Regions from separate parts of the Mus musculus genome. Here region 1 is linked to region 2. The links are chromatin loops, found by intact Hi-C in ENCODE. Cell type or tissue: left cerebral cortex. All regions are shown on one strand. Links, peaks and the distances in the headings refer to the core of each region. The heading gives the core; the rest is flanking DNA.

Evidence for each region. A loop is a pair of places that touch in the nucleus more often than their neighbours do. Peaks named below come from ENCODE experiments on the same cell type or tissue, not always from the same donor. Only the 100,000 strongest peaks of a DNase experiment are listed, where the experiment ranks them.
Region 1: a loop joins it to region 2, with 9 times the contacts of the local background. A loop is called at or near these places in 1 of 42 quality-filtered maps.

What each region holds. Positions count from the first base shown.
Region 1 is chr4:133,810,125-133,817,983 of GRCm38, forward strand. It overlaps Gm34296, which reads right to left and starts at 5,021. Exons shown (of 4, transcript XM_030253992.1): 1 at 5,015-5,021; 2 at 2,953-3,843. The coding sequence starts at 5,021. It overlaps Gm12974 (predicted gene 12974), which reads left to right and starts at 6,355. Exons shown (of 3, transcript NR_168140.1): 1 at 6,355-6,506; 2 at 7,369-7,490. In left cerebral cortex, for the core only: a CTCF peak has its summit at 4,225 (motif pointing left); DNase peaks (open chromatin) are centred at 3,249, 3,306, 3,687, 3,980 and 3 more places; H3K4me3 peaks cover 2,307 bases; H3K27ac peaks cover 4,212 bases.
Region 2 is chr4:133,906,855-133,914,713 of GRCm38, forward strand. No RefSeq gene overlaps it. Among named protein-coding and RNA genes, the nearest start is that of Rps6ka1, 23 kb to the left of the region's middle. In left cerebral cortex, for the core only: CTCF peaks have their summits at 3,533 and 4,224; DNase peaks (open chromatin) are centred at 3,622, 3,969 and 4,159; H3K4me3 peaks cover 1,430 bases; H3K27ac peaks cover 1,573 bases.

The sequences.
Region 1 (7,859 bases), core at 1,812-6,811, 96 kb before region 2:
TGCTTGGGTGGTAAGCTATGTCAACGGATCCCTAGTTCTCTCTCTTATTTATTTATTTTTGAGACAGGGTTTCTCTGTATAGTCCTGGCTGTCCTGGAACTCACTTTATAAACCTGGGTGGCCTTGAACTCAGAAATCTGCCTGCCTCTGCCTCCCAAGTGCTGGGATTAAAGGCATGAGCAATCACCGCCTGCTCTCTAATTTATTTTATGTGTGTGTGTCTACGTATGTAGTGTGAGTGCGTACGTGTACTGCAACACACATGTGACGGTCAGAGGACAACTTGCAGGACTTGGGTGTCTCCTTTTACCTGTGGATTCCCAGGATCCCACTCTGCTTTTCCGATCTGGCAGAAAGGAGCCATCTCATGGCCTCTCCCTTGCATCCCCTTCCTTTTCGGAGCTTCACTCTGTAGCCCAGGCTGGCCTGAAGCTTGCTGTGTAGCACAAGCTAAGCTTGACTCCTGACAATATTCCTGCTTCAGTCTCTACAGCAGTGAAGCTGCAGACAGGAGCCTCTTTAGTCTTATAATGTGATTCCCCTCTGGAGTCACAGAGTGCCCGTTATCCTGGTTCAGTGTGCTGCGTAAACCACAGCAAAATGACTCTAATGTCCCCGAGACACTGTTGTAGGTTGAGTAGCAATGCAATAACATACAAGAGCTCTGGAAATTATCCCTAGATTCAATCACAAGTAATATATTTTCCATATGTAATTTTTTTCATTTTACTTAAGAACGACAATGTTCGTGACATTCTTCCAATTTAACTTCTGAATTTAAATGTTAGAAATGAAATAGGTTTGAGCTGAAAACCTAGTTACATTATCTTCAGCACAGACCCTGAGAGCATGGGCTTGCAGACTAGGATCCAACAGCAGACTCTGAAGGCCAAGCAGAAGTCCGATAGAATCTTTAGAGCCCTGTAAAAATCGCCAGATCCCAGGCACTGTGTTGAGCATCTGTAATGTCAGCAGTCAGGAAGCTGAGGCAGGGGAATACTGTAAGTTCAGGGTAAGCCTTGGCTATATAGCTACTTAGTAGGGCCTAGATTAGTCCCAGTTAGAGTAAGACCGTTTCTCTAGAAAAAAAGGACATACAGCTTTCTAAATTGGCCAAAAAGTAGTTTGACTTTCTTAGCTGGGGATGGAAGTCTTCATCCATAATTGCAGCACCCAGAGGCTGCAGGAGGGGCACTGTCATGAATTTGACTTAGTTTTTGTAATTCCAACAGAGAGGCGGAGACAGGAAGATTGTAGGGGCTTGCCTGAACAGCCAATCTAACTAGATTGGCAAACTTTCGGTTCAGTGGGAGACCCGGTCTCAGGAAAACATGGCGGTTCACGCCTTTAATCTCAACCCTAGGGAGGCAGAGGCAGGTGGATGTTTTTGAGTTCCAGGGCAGCCAGGGCCCACAGAGAAACCCTGTCTTGGGGGAGGAAAAAATAAAGCAAATCAATACTGAACCAAAACATATTTACAATGTTTGCAATGAAACCCTCAAAACAGTTAATCTGAAATGATGAGTCCCTAAAAATGAAAAATACAACATAAGTCTTTTGTTCCCTTAAATTTCTGGTTATGGGGCAGACAGATGGCTCAGCACAGAAAGATCCGATAACCAGAGTTAAATTCCCAAGAACCCACATTGTAGATAGAAAGATTCCTACAGGTTGTCCTCTGACCTTCACACAACCTATGCAAACACACACACACACACACACACACACACACACACACACACACGGCGGGGGGGGGGTAGGAATAAGTAAATTCCTGATATAGCTTTTAAGTTTATGTCCCACAGTAAGTTTAGAGAGCTACTGTTTTCAGGATTCTCTTGGCTTTCATCAATTCTCTTGAAAATCTCTTATGGACATGAGCTAACTGTAATTAGAGCCTAAAGTCCAAGGAAGAACTGACACTAGGGATATGGGAGAGTCCCAGAACAGAAGACCAACAGTACTAACAGAAAAGTTATCTCAAGATAAAATAGAGCCAGATGTGGTGGCTGAGGCAGTAGGATCATGAGTTCCAGGTCAGCTTGAGCCACATCTGGAGTCTTTACCTCTCTCAAATGGTGTGATTTATGTTGTTGGGGGAGCACATTCTTTAAAAGTGTTTCCGGGGCTGGCGAGATGGCTCAGCGGGTAAGAACACTGACTGCTCTTCCAAAGGTCCTGAGTTCAAATCCCAGCAACCACATGGTGACTCACAACCACCCGAAATGAAATCTGACACTCTCTTCTGGTTTGTCTGAAGACAGCTACAGTGTACTTATGTATAATGATAAATAAATCTTTGAAAAAAAAAAAAAAGTGTTTCCAAAAACTCAAAAGAACCAGGCAGTGGTGGCACACGCCTTTAATCTCAGCACTCGGGAGGCAGAGGCAGGTGGATTTCAGAGTTCAAGGCCAGCCTGGTGAGTTCCATGACAGCCAGGACTATACAGAGAAACCCTGTCTCGCAAAAGAAAAAAACAAAACTCAAAAGAATGGTCTCTAGTCTCGAGTGGAAAGAATAACAAAATTATAAAATTTAAGAGAAAATATTACAGTTATTTTTTGTTTGTTTGTTTTGCTTTGAGACAGGGTTTCTCTGTGTTGCCCTGGCTTCCCTGTAACTCACTCTGTAGACCAGGCTGGTCTCGAACTCAGAAATCTGCCTGCCTCTTTTTCGAAACCCTGTCTCGAAAAACCAAAAAAAAAAAAAAAAAAAAAAAAAGAATTCGAGGCCAGTATGGGCTAAGCTTCCACAAAAAGCAAATAAAAAAATCTTTGCCAATTAATTTGCCTCTCCTCTATTACACGTCTTTCTGCCATGACTTGGGGTCACCTGCTTCACTGGTATATGTCAACTGGGTGGGCTGCTACAGACCAGAGGGACAACAGGGTCCCAGGGGAGTTAAGGACTGCAGCTGGAAGTAGCTTAAATTGTGGAAAGTCGAGGTTTACCCTTCCAGGATGGCAGTTCCCGTGCTTCATTTTGGAAAAAACAAAACTCCCAGGGGTCGACCTTGAGTTCCCCATCTGTAAAATGGAGCAGGCTAAGTAGAGGGAGCCGGGGTACAGGGTGGTGCCGCGCCCGCAACGGAAAGCAGCAGCGGCAGCGCAGCCGGGCAGTTTGCAGGAAGTGCTCTAGGGTTGGGAGGGAGAGAGAGAGGGCGGAGGCGGGAATGCTAAAGCCGAGCCCTTGGCAGCGGAGTTTGTACCGGAGCTCGGCGGAGGCGGGGCGAAACTGGGGTGAAGGGGTTATAGTCAGTGGACGGGCAGGACCGGCCACCTCCCCGGAGGAGAGCGCGCGGGCTGCGGGGGAGACGCGGAGGTGGCGGCCGAGGGACGTGGGGGGAGGGGAGGAGCGAAGTCGCTCGGGCAAGGGGGCGGGACGCGCGCTCCCACCGCACGCATGCGCGTCGCGCTCCTCCCACCCGCCCGCCGGCTCGGGAGGTTCGCCGCCACCGCGCGCCCGGCCCCGACGGTGCGCACGCTGGCAGAGGAGGGGCTGGCCTGCCCTCCCCGCGCCACCCGGCCCCGCGAGGCCTGCGGGGGTCCCCCGAGGGGACCGGCGGACACCTGTTTCTTCCGTGGGGGGGTGTCGGGAGCCCGGGACGGAGACTCCTGCCGTGCCCGTCCCCTCCCCCACGAAGAGCGGGGTGGGAGGGCTCGGGCGTGCTACCGAAGAGTCCGCTCCGGGTTTTCCCGCCCACTTTAACTCTGTGAGCGCTTCGAGCGCGCGGCGCTTCACTCCACCGGGCGCGCCCGAGCCCGCGGCCGGAACTCGTTGTACCACCCCCTCACATTCCCCCTCCCCGGGGGACGGAAAGTGGCCTCGGCGACCTCCGGGCCCTCAGGTCCCCGCGGCCGGGCCTCCATCCTTGTCTCTCCACGGTTCCGACCCGGGCCGGCCCTGGCGTCTGGAGCGCGGCCTCCCAAGGAGGCCGCGCGGAGGAACTACTTAACGTGTCCGTGCGCCCGGTGGTGCGGCCGCGCTCGGAGCTCTTCCTGGAAACTCCCGCCTCGGGGCGCCAGGAGCAGCGGCCGGGGGGGAGGGGTGCGCGTCGCGCAGGCCCCCTCCTCCCCGGGGGGAGGGCTCGGCGTCCCCGCCCTCCTCCCTGCCGAGGGGAGGGAGCTGGGGGGAGGGGAGGGGAGGGCGCGGAAGCCGAGGTGGGGGGCGCTTCCCGCCCCACCCCGCCTCCAGAACAACGGGTTCCCGCTGCTGCCCCCTGCCGCTCGCCGCGCCCTCGACGGAGGCGTCGCGGCCGCCGCTTCCGTGGGAACCGGACCCGGGGCGCGCTAGCACCGGCCGGTTTCCCGTCAGGGGAACTCGCAGCCACTTTTCGAGAAGCCGGTTGGAGCAACTTGGGCCCAGGCAGCCAGAGTTGGCCACATGTCACTTAAGCCTGGCGACCTCTCTCGGACTTTTTAAAAAAAACAACGGGGAGTGGGGCTTGGGCGAAGCGTGGCGCGGCTCGCACTCCGGAAACCAAAGTACTGGTTGGGGGGGTGTTGGGTTTTTTTTTTTTTTAAAGGGCCACCAACCGCTTGAACTCGGCTTTAGCAGTGGAAACCCGTTTCTCCCCCGGTGTGCACACAAAGGTCGGAGTCAGGAAAGTTTGCTCGCGGCCCTCATGACTGCGCTTCCTTGACTTTGTGCTTTTAAAAAACCTCGTGGCCTTCTCTGAAGAGGCACGCTGCTCTCTGAATCCGAGAGGAAGGAAAAAAAATAGTAATAATTCGAAAGACCCCGGAAAAGTTCAGTGAGCCAGCCACGTTTCGACATTTCCCAGATTTTGCAATATTGAACTGGGTTCCTGCCAACTTACTGCCAAATTATAAATTTCTCAAGATGAAGGGTGTTCAACCAAATTGCTGCCAGGCCCCGTAAGCAGGCACGAACAACACCGGCTTAATTACACCTTATTCTTTCTCTCGCAGCCTTATTTAATGCGCTGCTGGATGAAGTCCTCAACCCGGGTGTCAGTAACTGGCCTTTTTCTGGGACTGAACAATCACACACTTTCCATGCCTCAGTAGTTTCAAGAATTGTATAACCCATCGCCCTCTCTTTCCGTTTTCTAGTCGATATTGTCCGAAAATGCAACCCAGTCAGGTAAATTCTTTTCTCTCCCGGGGACTGAAAAGACGTAAACAAACATCACACTTGCAAGAAAGTGTCCTTTTAGGAAAAAAGGTTTAGGCCAAGAAACCGAGTTTGTTGTTTAACGCGAACCCCTGAAGCGGATTAAGCATAGTGAAGCTGAATGCGGTTAAACCAGCTTAATAAGTCTCTTTGTTCGGGCCCTTCCCATTTACTTAGTGTGTTTTAAGGTGATTTGACACAACCTAAACTAATTTCTTATATGTTAGTGTAGTCTACCCGTGAACCATGCAATGTCACAAAGTATAGAAGTCTGTGGGACCCTTGGCATTTTCTAGAATTCCATACTAAACAGCTCTGTGACCAAAAAATAAAAAGGGACGTTTTGAAGGGACAGGAGAGCTCGTGCTTTCTTTCTTTTCTTCTTCTTTTTTTTTAAATCTGGAGACTTTAACCTTTTAGCCCACTTTTGTGAAGTCCAGCTAGAAGCCACCTTTGCCTCTTTCGGGCTGAGACAGGTTTGTTTGTTGTCTCTGCTTTGTTGGTTTCCAGTAGGCAGGAAAGGAAGCTCTTAAGTCGGGGGCTCCGCTCTGGTTTTCTGGCCTTTACTCTTCCTCTTAAATAACAATTGCCCCCTGTTCCTTGTTAGCCCCAGATCGAGGGCATTCATTCACAAATGACTCGTGAGTCTCCCTCTGAATGTCCGCTTCCTTATAAAGCCACCTCCACACCAAGGCTTGCAGAGACCTGAGCAGGAAAGCCTGGCAGAAATAATCTCATTTCTGTTGTACTTTTAAATCCTTTTACACCTCGGGGGAATAATAATAATAATGCCTGTTTTAACTATGTGAGAGCTAGACCCTGTTCTAAATGCTCTGAGTGACTTAACTGCTCACAGCAGGTCCAAGAGTTGGCCACAGTGGCTGTGCTCATTCTAGAATGCGAGCAGTTACCAGGAACACCCAGGCGGAGAACAATAGTTCTAGGATTTGAATACAGGCTGTTTCCAGCTGCTTCTTGTCGCCCAGGCTGATCCTCACTTAACTGTCGGCGGAATGAACAGTGTCTGTTCACTACTTTTTTTCATGGAGAGTGTTGTCTGTATGAGCAGCAGCTCCTAGGCTAGGCTAGGTCTTTGCTTGGAACTTCAAGGAAGTGAAATTTGAGATGTGCTTAGAGGAAGCGTTCCCAAATCAGATTAGTGTCTTGGAAACCAGCGTCCGACTGTCAGCGTCTGCATTCTAAGTGCTAACCAGGTTAGACACATTTGGGCAGTGGCACAGTGATGTGTTGGAACATGCCTACTACTTGATAAAAAGAGGGAGGCTGCCTGGAAAACAGCCTGGATACACTCATGGTGGACCAGGGAGGCGTCAGGAAGTGAAAGTGGAAAGAGAGGAGGTGATGGAAGGTGAGAGGAAAATAAATGTAGCATGTGTGCACTTCGGATCGGCAATACAGTGCAAAGAATGAAGATCAAGGTCGTGCAATAGAGAAGCATATGGGCATGTTACGACAGAGCCACAGAAGGAACATAAACACGCACAAGGCAAGGAAGGTGCTGAGGAGTCAGGACGGTTGTCTCTCCACACAGGGCTCTGGAACAAGAATCATCTTAGGTTGGATTAATGGAAACACAGCTTCTGGAACAGGGAAAAAGCTGCACTCTGCATGGTTAGACCATTCCTAAGTAATGAGGTTTCCTTTAAGGAATATCATAATGACAACAGTTAGCCAAATTAAGGCGAAAGCTTCAACCCCTGGCTTATCCGGAAAGGTGGACTTCTGAGTGATGGAAAAAGAATTGGACTTGTTAAGTGTGGTGTGGTCTCACATGCCTGGAATCCGAGTGCTATTGAGGCAGAGGCTAGAAGATCTCTACAAGTTTGAGGCCAGCCTGGTCTACATAGAAAATTCCAGGCTAAAACCCTGTCTCAATTTTTTTTAAAAAGTTTTGATTTTTTTTTTTTTTGGCTTTTTCTTTTGCTTTGTTTTACAAAGGAAGTAGACTTGTCCTGGGTGGGCTGTAGCAAGACCTTAGAACAGATGGGTAGGAACTTTAGGCATATATTTTAGCTTAGAATATACATAGGTCTTGTAAATATAAACTAGGTCACCTGCGTGACCCTGTGCCATTATTTAGAATACAGTACCTTAGAATAAAGTAGCTTTACTGTCTAAGCAGTTTGTTGGAAAACACAGCAATTAGCACTGTCTAAAAGACTGCAGATAATAGATTCTTGAAATTCAAGGGTTCCCTTTGTCCTCCACAGTTCTCTTGGGATGCTGGAGATGAGGCCAAGACTTCGCACAAGCACAGCGAGCACTCTACCACAGACCCATAGCCCCACCTTTTGGCACTTCTGAAGAGACTCTGGTGGAACCAAGTCAGGCAGTGAGTGGCACAGAATTTAATCCCAAGCACTCAGGAGGCAGAGGCAGGTAGATCTCTGTGAGTTCCAGGCTAGCCTGGTCTATAAAGTGAATACCAGGAAGAGCACCCGACTGCTCTTCCGAAGGTCCGGAGTTCAAATCCCAGCAACCACATGGTGGCTCACAACCATCCGTAACGAGATCTGACTCCCTCTTCTGGTGTGTCTGAAGACAGCTACAGTGTACGTACTTATAATAAATAAATAAATCTTTAAAAAAAAAAAAGTGAATACCAGGACAGATAAGGCTGTTACACGGAGAAACCCTGTCTGGAAAAACAAAAACAACCCCAATCCCCCCCAAAGAAAAAGTCTCATGCTATAGAATTCAG
Region 2 (7,859 bases), core at 1,266-6,265:
CGGTTAAGAGTAGCTACTGCTCCTACAGAGGATCTGAAAGTTTGGTTCCTGGCACCACATCAGGCAGTTTATAACTACTGCCTGTCACCCCAGTTCCAGGGAGATTGACACCTCTGGGCTCCTTGGGCACCCACACTCGTGTACACAGACCCATAACAAAAATGGAAAAGAATTTTAAAAATAAGAAAGGAAATTAGAAGCCTGGCAGTGTTGGCCCACACCTTTGATCCCAGCACTCAGGAGGCAGAGGCAGGTAGGTGCATCTCTGTGAGTTGGAGGCCAGCCTCGTCTACAGAGTGAGTTACAGGATAGCTAAGGCAACACAGAGAGATCCTGTCTTTAAGAATAAAATGAAGTTACAAGAAGACACAGATTAAGAAACAGAGAAGTTCTGCATTTTTGCAATGGAAGCAAAGAGGGCAGGAAGAGTCCCCCCTGACCACAAAACTGAGAACCGGCAAAGCAGCAAGCTTCTCTGGGTTTCTCTTTTGTGTGTATTTGGTGGCTTGGGGGGGGGGGGGGGCTGGGCGAGGACAGATCCGTTGCTATACCAACACAGATGACTTTGAACTCCTGGTCCTCCTGCTTCTGTCTCCCAGGTACTAGGATTACAAACATGAACCACAATGCTTGGCTCCAGCAGTTATTTTTCTCTTCTTCTTCTAAAAATAATTAAATGTATTTATTATTTATGCATATGCATGGGTGTGTGTGTAGAAGTTTGCGTGCAGATGAGTGGGTGTGCTTAGGAGTGTGTATGTGGTGGTTCACAACTGTCTGTAACTCTCATTTCAGAGCATTTGACACCCTTTCCTGACCTCCACAGGCACGTGGCATGCACACAATACAATTACATGCATGCAGGCAAACATTCATACACACTAAAAGAAAAAAAATAAATTTTTAGAGAAAGAGTACAAAGTTCACATGCCTAAATAAACCGGTCCGGTTTCCTCCCCTAATAACCCATCTAAGCTCAAATGCACAGACAAGAGGCAAAAGCCTGCACGGGAGGCTGAGGGGTTTGCAGGGCTGGCATTACCCAGGGCATCTTGCAGCAGACAGATGCTCAGAATCCTAAGACTTCCTCCACGTCCCAAGTTGCCAGAGCAGTTCTAGAATGCCCTGCTTAGTCTCCCCTCTCTGAGTCGCTAACCCTCCTGGCTCTGCCACTGCTCTGCCACCCCTGCTCTGCCAGCAGCTTTTCCTGAGTGGGCCTGGGAGGAATCCCTCCAGAACACAGCAGGCTTGTGCTTCATGTCTACCCCCTTCCTTGGCAATTGTCACAATATGTTTCGAACCAAGGCTGGAGGAGGAAAAACGATGAATATTTACATGTAAATATTTTTGCCCTGTTGCACAGAAATAAAGATTGGAAGGAAGTCAGCTGAACACTAACAGGAAGAGACCAACAGAGGCATGGAATCAGATAAAGTTGGGCCGGGTTCCGGGCTGTGCCATTCCGTCCTAGCTGTGTGACCCTAGCAAGGAACCCTCCCTGGACAACTTTGTCCAGACCCCAGATTCCCACTGCATGAATTACTTAGCATTAACCAATCCATCCAGTATAGTTTACAGAATAAACTTGTATTCTCGGTACTTGGGAGGCTGAGGCAGGAGGATTGCTCGAAGTTCAGGGCCAGGTTGGGCTACATTGTCAGTTCCAGGTTTAATTTGGGTCACACAGACTATGCCTCAACATAATAAGACAATATCAGCTGGTCCAGGGTGGTGGCAAACACGTTTCACACAAACCAGCACTAGGGAGTCAGAGGATATTTGTGAGTTCGAGGCCAGCCTGGTCTAAAGAGGGAGTTCCAGGCCAACCAGGGCTACACAGAGAGACCCTATCAACCAAACCAGAACCAAATAAGCAAGCCAATGCAGGCTGGAGGAGAGCAAGTAACCAAGGAGACTTAATCTTGATGACTTTCTTGGTTCTTACCAATATTCCCTCTAAAACTGTTGACAGTGATCACGTAGTTCTGTTATATTGTTATAAGCACAGGCCCAAACTAAGAGTTCATTACTGGTGGACTAACTGAATTGTAAATGTTCATTTTCTGGAAATACCGACTCTTTAAATAACAATCCTATCTATTATGTATTGACACAAACACAGGACAGTATAGATTGAGTCAACCATAGGCATGTGACCTCTTCTTATTTATATATGTAGGATCTCTCAAGCCGGTAAACACAAAAATACTGTGTGTGAAAAAAAAAAGTAAAAGGATGAGGACTTTTAGTTCTACAAGGCAGTTCATGTCTTTAATCCTAATGCTCGGAGAAAGAGGCAGGCGAATCTGAGTTCAAGGCTAGCCTGGTCTACACAGTGAGAAATCCCGTCTCAAAACAAAACAAAACCTGAAAGTTCTCTCTCTTTTTTTTTCAAATTTTTTATTAGATATTTTCTTCATTTACATTTCAAATGCTATCCTAAAAGTCCCTATACCCCCACCCCCGGCCCTGCTCCCCTACCCACCCACTCCCACTTCTTGGCCCTGGCGTTCCCCTGTACTGGGGCATATAAAGTTTGCAAGACCAAGGGGCCTCTCTTCCCAATGGTGGCCAACTAGGCCATCTTCTGCTACATATGCAGCTAGAGACACGAGCTCTGGGGGTACTGGTTAGTTCATATTGTTGTTCTACCTATAGGGTTGCAGACCCCTTCAGCTCCTTGGGTACTTTCTCTAGCTCCTCCATTGGGGGCCCTGTGTTCCATCCTATAGATGACTGTGAGCATCCACTTCTGTATTTGCCAGGCACTGGCATAGCCTCACTTTTTTTTTTTTTAAGGCATGATTTCTCTGAGTGCTCTGTAGACCAGGCTGGCTTCAACCTCAGAGATCTGCTTGCCTCTGCCTCCCAAGTCCTGAGATTAAAGTCCTGTGTCACTATGGCCGGCTTAAATTGGTTTTTGTAAGGTTAATTTTTAAAAAGATTTATGAATTAGAATTACATTTTAAATGTTTTAACTTTCGCTGTGCCAGGGCCTCATATTAAAAGGGGGGGGGAGGAAGGGAGGGAGGGAGAGAGAGAGAGAGAGAGAGAGAGAGAGAGAGAGAGAGAGAGAGAGAGAGAGAGAGAGAGAGAACGAGCGAGCAGGCAGGGTTTATTGGTACGTCCAGTCTATGCTGAACCCCAGAAAACAGAAAGAAAATGCATCTCCCTCCTATCCCTGGTGCACTTCAGTTAACAATAGCATTCAGTGTTAAGTTGCTGAGGCTGTCCCCCAGCCCTCCCTGTAAGGGAAACTGCTGGAGTCACAAACGGACTCGGGAGAACTCACCTCTATCTGTCTAGCTTGCTTGTTTTAGGTTTTGGATGCTTGTTCGGTTTTGTTTGTTTTAGTTCTTTAACACAGGGTCTCACTTTGTATTCAAAAAGCCAGGAACTCACTATGTAGCCAGGGCTGGGCTCCAAGACCTTCCCGCCCCAGGAATGACAGGCATGAGCCACCATGCCTGGCAACCTAATCTTGTTGAAACTGAAGATGAAGCGCTCATGAGCCTCTCTGTTTGGCTGGGTTCTGAGAAGGGCATATCCTGCTGTGAGTGGCGGGAGGGTGCCGCCAAGTGACAAGCCTGGGCAATGGCTGGAATGTTAAAGCGTGGATGACACACCAAGGACCTCCGACTAACTCTATAAACCAAGGACCTAGATCTAGTCCCAGACTGGGCCCCAGGACTGTCCTGTATGTCCTCCCCCAAGCCGCGTTCCGACACATGGCACGACTGGAGCCCATTTCCGAGATACCCTAGGGCCAGCATCGAGCACCCAAACCCACCAAGCCACGTGGTGCCCTGTAAATCAGCCCCGTGCTCGCTTGGCTTCCGCGTGGCTACTGCTCCCATCACCCCGCGCGCTCCCCAGATTATGACCCCGCCCCTGAGGGGGCGTTCCAACCTGAAGCCCCGCCCACACACGTGCGTGCGCGTGCTCCCTGGGCCTCCTGGGACTGGCGATAGCCAAAGCTGGTCCCTGGGAAGCTTGGGTCTGGTGTCGGCCTCGGTGAGGGCTGTGATGGTCGGGTCAGAGCCGTACATGAGCTGGGCGGTCCTGGGAGAGGCTGTCGTGTGTCGTGGACGACGTCAGATCAGACGCTTGGAGGGGAGCCTGTGGGAGCTTCCAGTTTCGGGCCCAGAGGACCCAGTGCGGTCACTGGCTCCCACGCACGCGCGGAGCTCAGCTCTGCGTCGCCCCCGTGCGGACAGAGGAAGCAGTGCCTGCCTGGCACCCGAGGACTCCTCTGGGCTGCATGCGACCCAGGCACGCGTGGCCACCTAGGCGATCTACTCTCCAGACACCGCCCCCTTCCGTTGATGGACCGGAGGACGGTCTGATGTTGTCATGGCGACGGCTGACCAGTGATTTCCTCTAGCTACTGTGAATCTTACTCTGGACAGAGAGAGCACTGGAGTACGGTTACCCAGCCTCCTTGCTGTGTCCTCAGTCAGTAATCTAAATAGATGAGAATTGATCCCTCCCTAAAGCAGCAAGGCCTTGAACAACAAAGCAACCTTTCCTAAAAGCCTGCTTACCTAGTGAAATCAAAGATCAGTGATAATAAAAGTATTCTTATTCCCAGTTCCTGAAAGTGGGTAATATTTGGACCAGCGAGATGGATCAGTGAATAAAGCGTTTGCTGTGCAAATCTTAGGCCCTGAGTTTGATCCCCAGAGTCCATGCAGATGTAGAAGGAGAAAAATAAGACTCCAGAAAATTGTTGTCTGACCCTCATTTGCATGTAGCTGCATCTCCAATCCCGATAAAAATAAATGGAACAAAAAAATTAAGTTGATAAAATTTAATGAGGCTGATTAAGCTGGGTTCTTACAGAGTACCTTTGTATACATGGTAACTGCGTTCCTTACCAAATTAAGGAGTAGACACTCTTATGTAAGAAGGAAGTTTAGATTCAGAGAAATAACTTGTCCAAAGTTATACTGCGGATGTAGCTCAGTGGTAGAGCACTTACCCAGTGTGTGTGAAACTCTGTTTTCAGTCCTTGGTACAGCAAAGTCAAATACAATGGTAGGCTAAGTTCGTTGTAGTTGTTGTTGTTGCAGACAAGCTCCTATTTAGCCCAGGTTGGCCTTGCAGGCATAGCTGATCTTCAACTTCTGATTATTCTGTTTCTATTCCTCCACCCAAGTGTTTTGCACGGTGTGTGCCACCATGCCCAGTTTGAGTCAGTGCAAGGGATCAAACCCAGGGCTTCATGCATGCTAGATAACACTATCAACTGACCTGCATTCCAGCTTATATCCAGTTCTTTCTTTTAATAAACAATAGCATCATCCTGTTTCCTGCTACCCAGGGGACTTCCACGAATTTCCACGGGTGGAGTTTTCCAGAACTGCCACGTGCAGGATCAGGTTGTTCTTAGCAGACACACATTGCTTTCTATTGGGATTTGTGGTGGTTTGAAAGAAATAGGCTTATAGGGAGGTGTGGCCTTTGTTGGCTTTTAATCCCTATGCCAGTGTGCTGAGGGGTGAATGCTGAAGGATGTGTGGATCATTTAGAAAGAACATTCTAGGGCTAGAGAGATGGTTCAGTGGTTAAGAGCACTGACTGCTCTTCCAGAGGTCCTAAGTTCAAATCCCAGCAACCACATGGTGGCTCACAACTATCTGTAACAGGACCTGATGCCCTGTTCTGGTATGTCTGAAGACACCTATAGTGTACTCATACACATAAGATAAATAAGTAAATCTTTAAAAAGACCATTCTAAACAAGAGAGAGAATTGCACACATAAAGATGCAGGAGCCCAATGTGATAGTGTATGCCTGTAATCCCAGCTCTTACATGGCAGAGGCATGACACTCTTGGGTTTGTGGCTAGTCTAGGCTACAAAAGGAGTTAAAAGGCAGCTTTAACATGTCTCAAAAATTATCCAAATTTTATGACTTTAATTCCAGGACTCTGGAGGCAGAGAGGCAGGCAGATTTCTGTGAGCTTGAGGCCGGCCAGCCTGGTCTACAAAGTAAGTTCCAGGATAGTCAAAACTGCCTGAGAAACTCTGCCTCAAAAAATACCAAAATCAATCAATCAATCAATCAACCAATCAATCAATTCATCTAAACCTAAAAACCAAATGAAAACAAAGAAGTAAGAAACCAGGACTGTAGTCAGCAACAGAGACTTACTGTATCAATAACTACAGGAAGAGGGGAGTGCAGAAGAAGGAAAAAGGAAAACAGACATTTCAGAATTCAAGTATACTTGCGTTTCCTTTGAGCAGGAGATCCTAACATTAGTCAATTGAGTATCAGCCTAATGAAGTTTACCAGAAGTGACAGTAATTTTAAAATCATGGGTTAACCTTCTTGATACTGTTTCAGTTAGGATTTCTATTGCTGTGAAAAACATCATGACCGTGGCAACTTTTAAATATTATAAGTTATAGATACTGTATATTTATATATAATTAATAATTAGATTTATTATTGGGCTGGCTTACAGTTCCAGAGGTTTAGTTCATTATCATCAGAGTAGGAAGCATGGAAGCTTGCAGGCAGACTTGGTGCTGGAGAAGGAGCTGAGAGTTTTACATCTCGATCTGCAGGCAGCAGAGAGAGAGGATGATGCTGGGCCTGGCTGGAACATCTGAAACCTCAAAGCCTGCCCCCAGTGACATAGTTCCTCCAACAAGGCCACAAGTCTCTGTGAGCCTATGGGGTCCATCTGCCAGGGACCTTTGCTGAAGAAGGAATCAATGGAGACATTGGCGATCATCGTGGCAAAAGTTGTGATTGCTAGGGCAAAAGTAGCTAGCTTTTGGGGGTTTTTTTGTTTTGTTTTGTTTTCTTCTAACTCTTTGCTCTTCTGGGTCCAGAAACTGCTGGCTTCTGGGGATTGATACCTGCTGTTTAACAGTGGGGTGGGGCGGGTAATAAAATAAAGGAGTTAGCTTATTCAGGCTCTTGTTCTTTTATTCTAGAGATGCTCAGAGTTTTGTCAACTCTTTGAGACCCAGATAAAAAGGAAAAGAAAGTCACACGCACAGAAAGGAAATGTTTTATTTAGGCCATAAGCACAGACACATACACATTCACACACACACACACACACTCATGGGCTTAGGCCTGACCACCTGTCTTCTCAGCTCCACAAGTGTTCACACATACTTACATACATACACATAGACCTACATATATATGTATAGACAAACAGACATATACATATGTACAATTGGGTGGCTGAGGCAGAGCCCCAGATGCCAACCCCTTATTCCTTCCCTCTGACCTTTTTGTATTTTCTTAGACAAAGTTTTTTTTTTTTATAAAATTATCTCATAGACAAAACATTACACAAAAGGGGAGTTACAGAAGGATGTCTATAGTCAGTTCAAAGCAGTGCTTCGTTCTACAAGCTCATTATAAGTTCACAGCAACAGTTTCCCATGGCCTTGCTTTATCCTAGTGCTCACCTGTGGCTTCATCCTTGGACCTGGCCTAGGATGAATGGTTTTCCTTGTTCATGAATCTGTCCCAAGTCTATTTTTCCTTTTAGTGTAATTATGAAAGGTCATAGTGGTTTTTTTAATTACGTATTTTCCTCAATTGCATTTCCAATGCTATCCCAAAAGTCCCCCCCCACCCTCCCCCCCAACTCCCCTACCCACCCATTCCCATTTTTTGGCCCTGGCGTTCCCCTGTACTGGGGCATATAAAGTTTGCCTGTCCAATGGGCCTCTCTTTCCAGTGATGGCCGACTAGGCCATCTTTTGATACATATGCAGCTAGAGGCAAGAGCTCCGGGGTACTGGTTAGTTCATAATGTTGCACCTACAGGGTTGCAGATCTCTTTAGCTCCTTGGATACTTTCTCTAGCTCCTCCAAGTGTTTT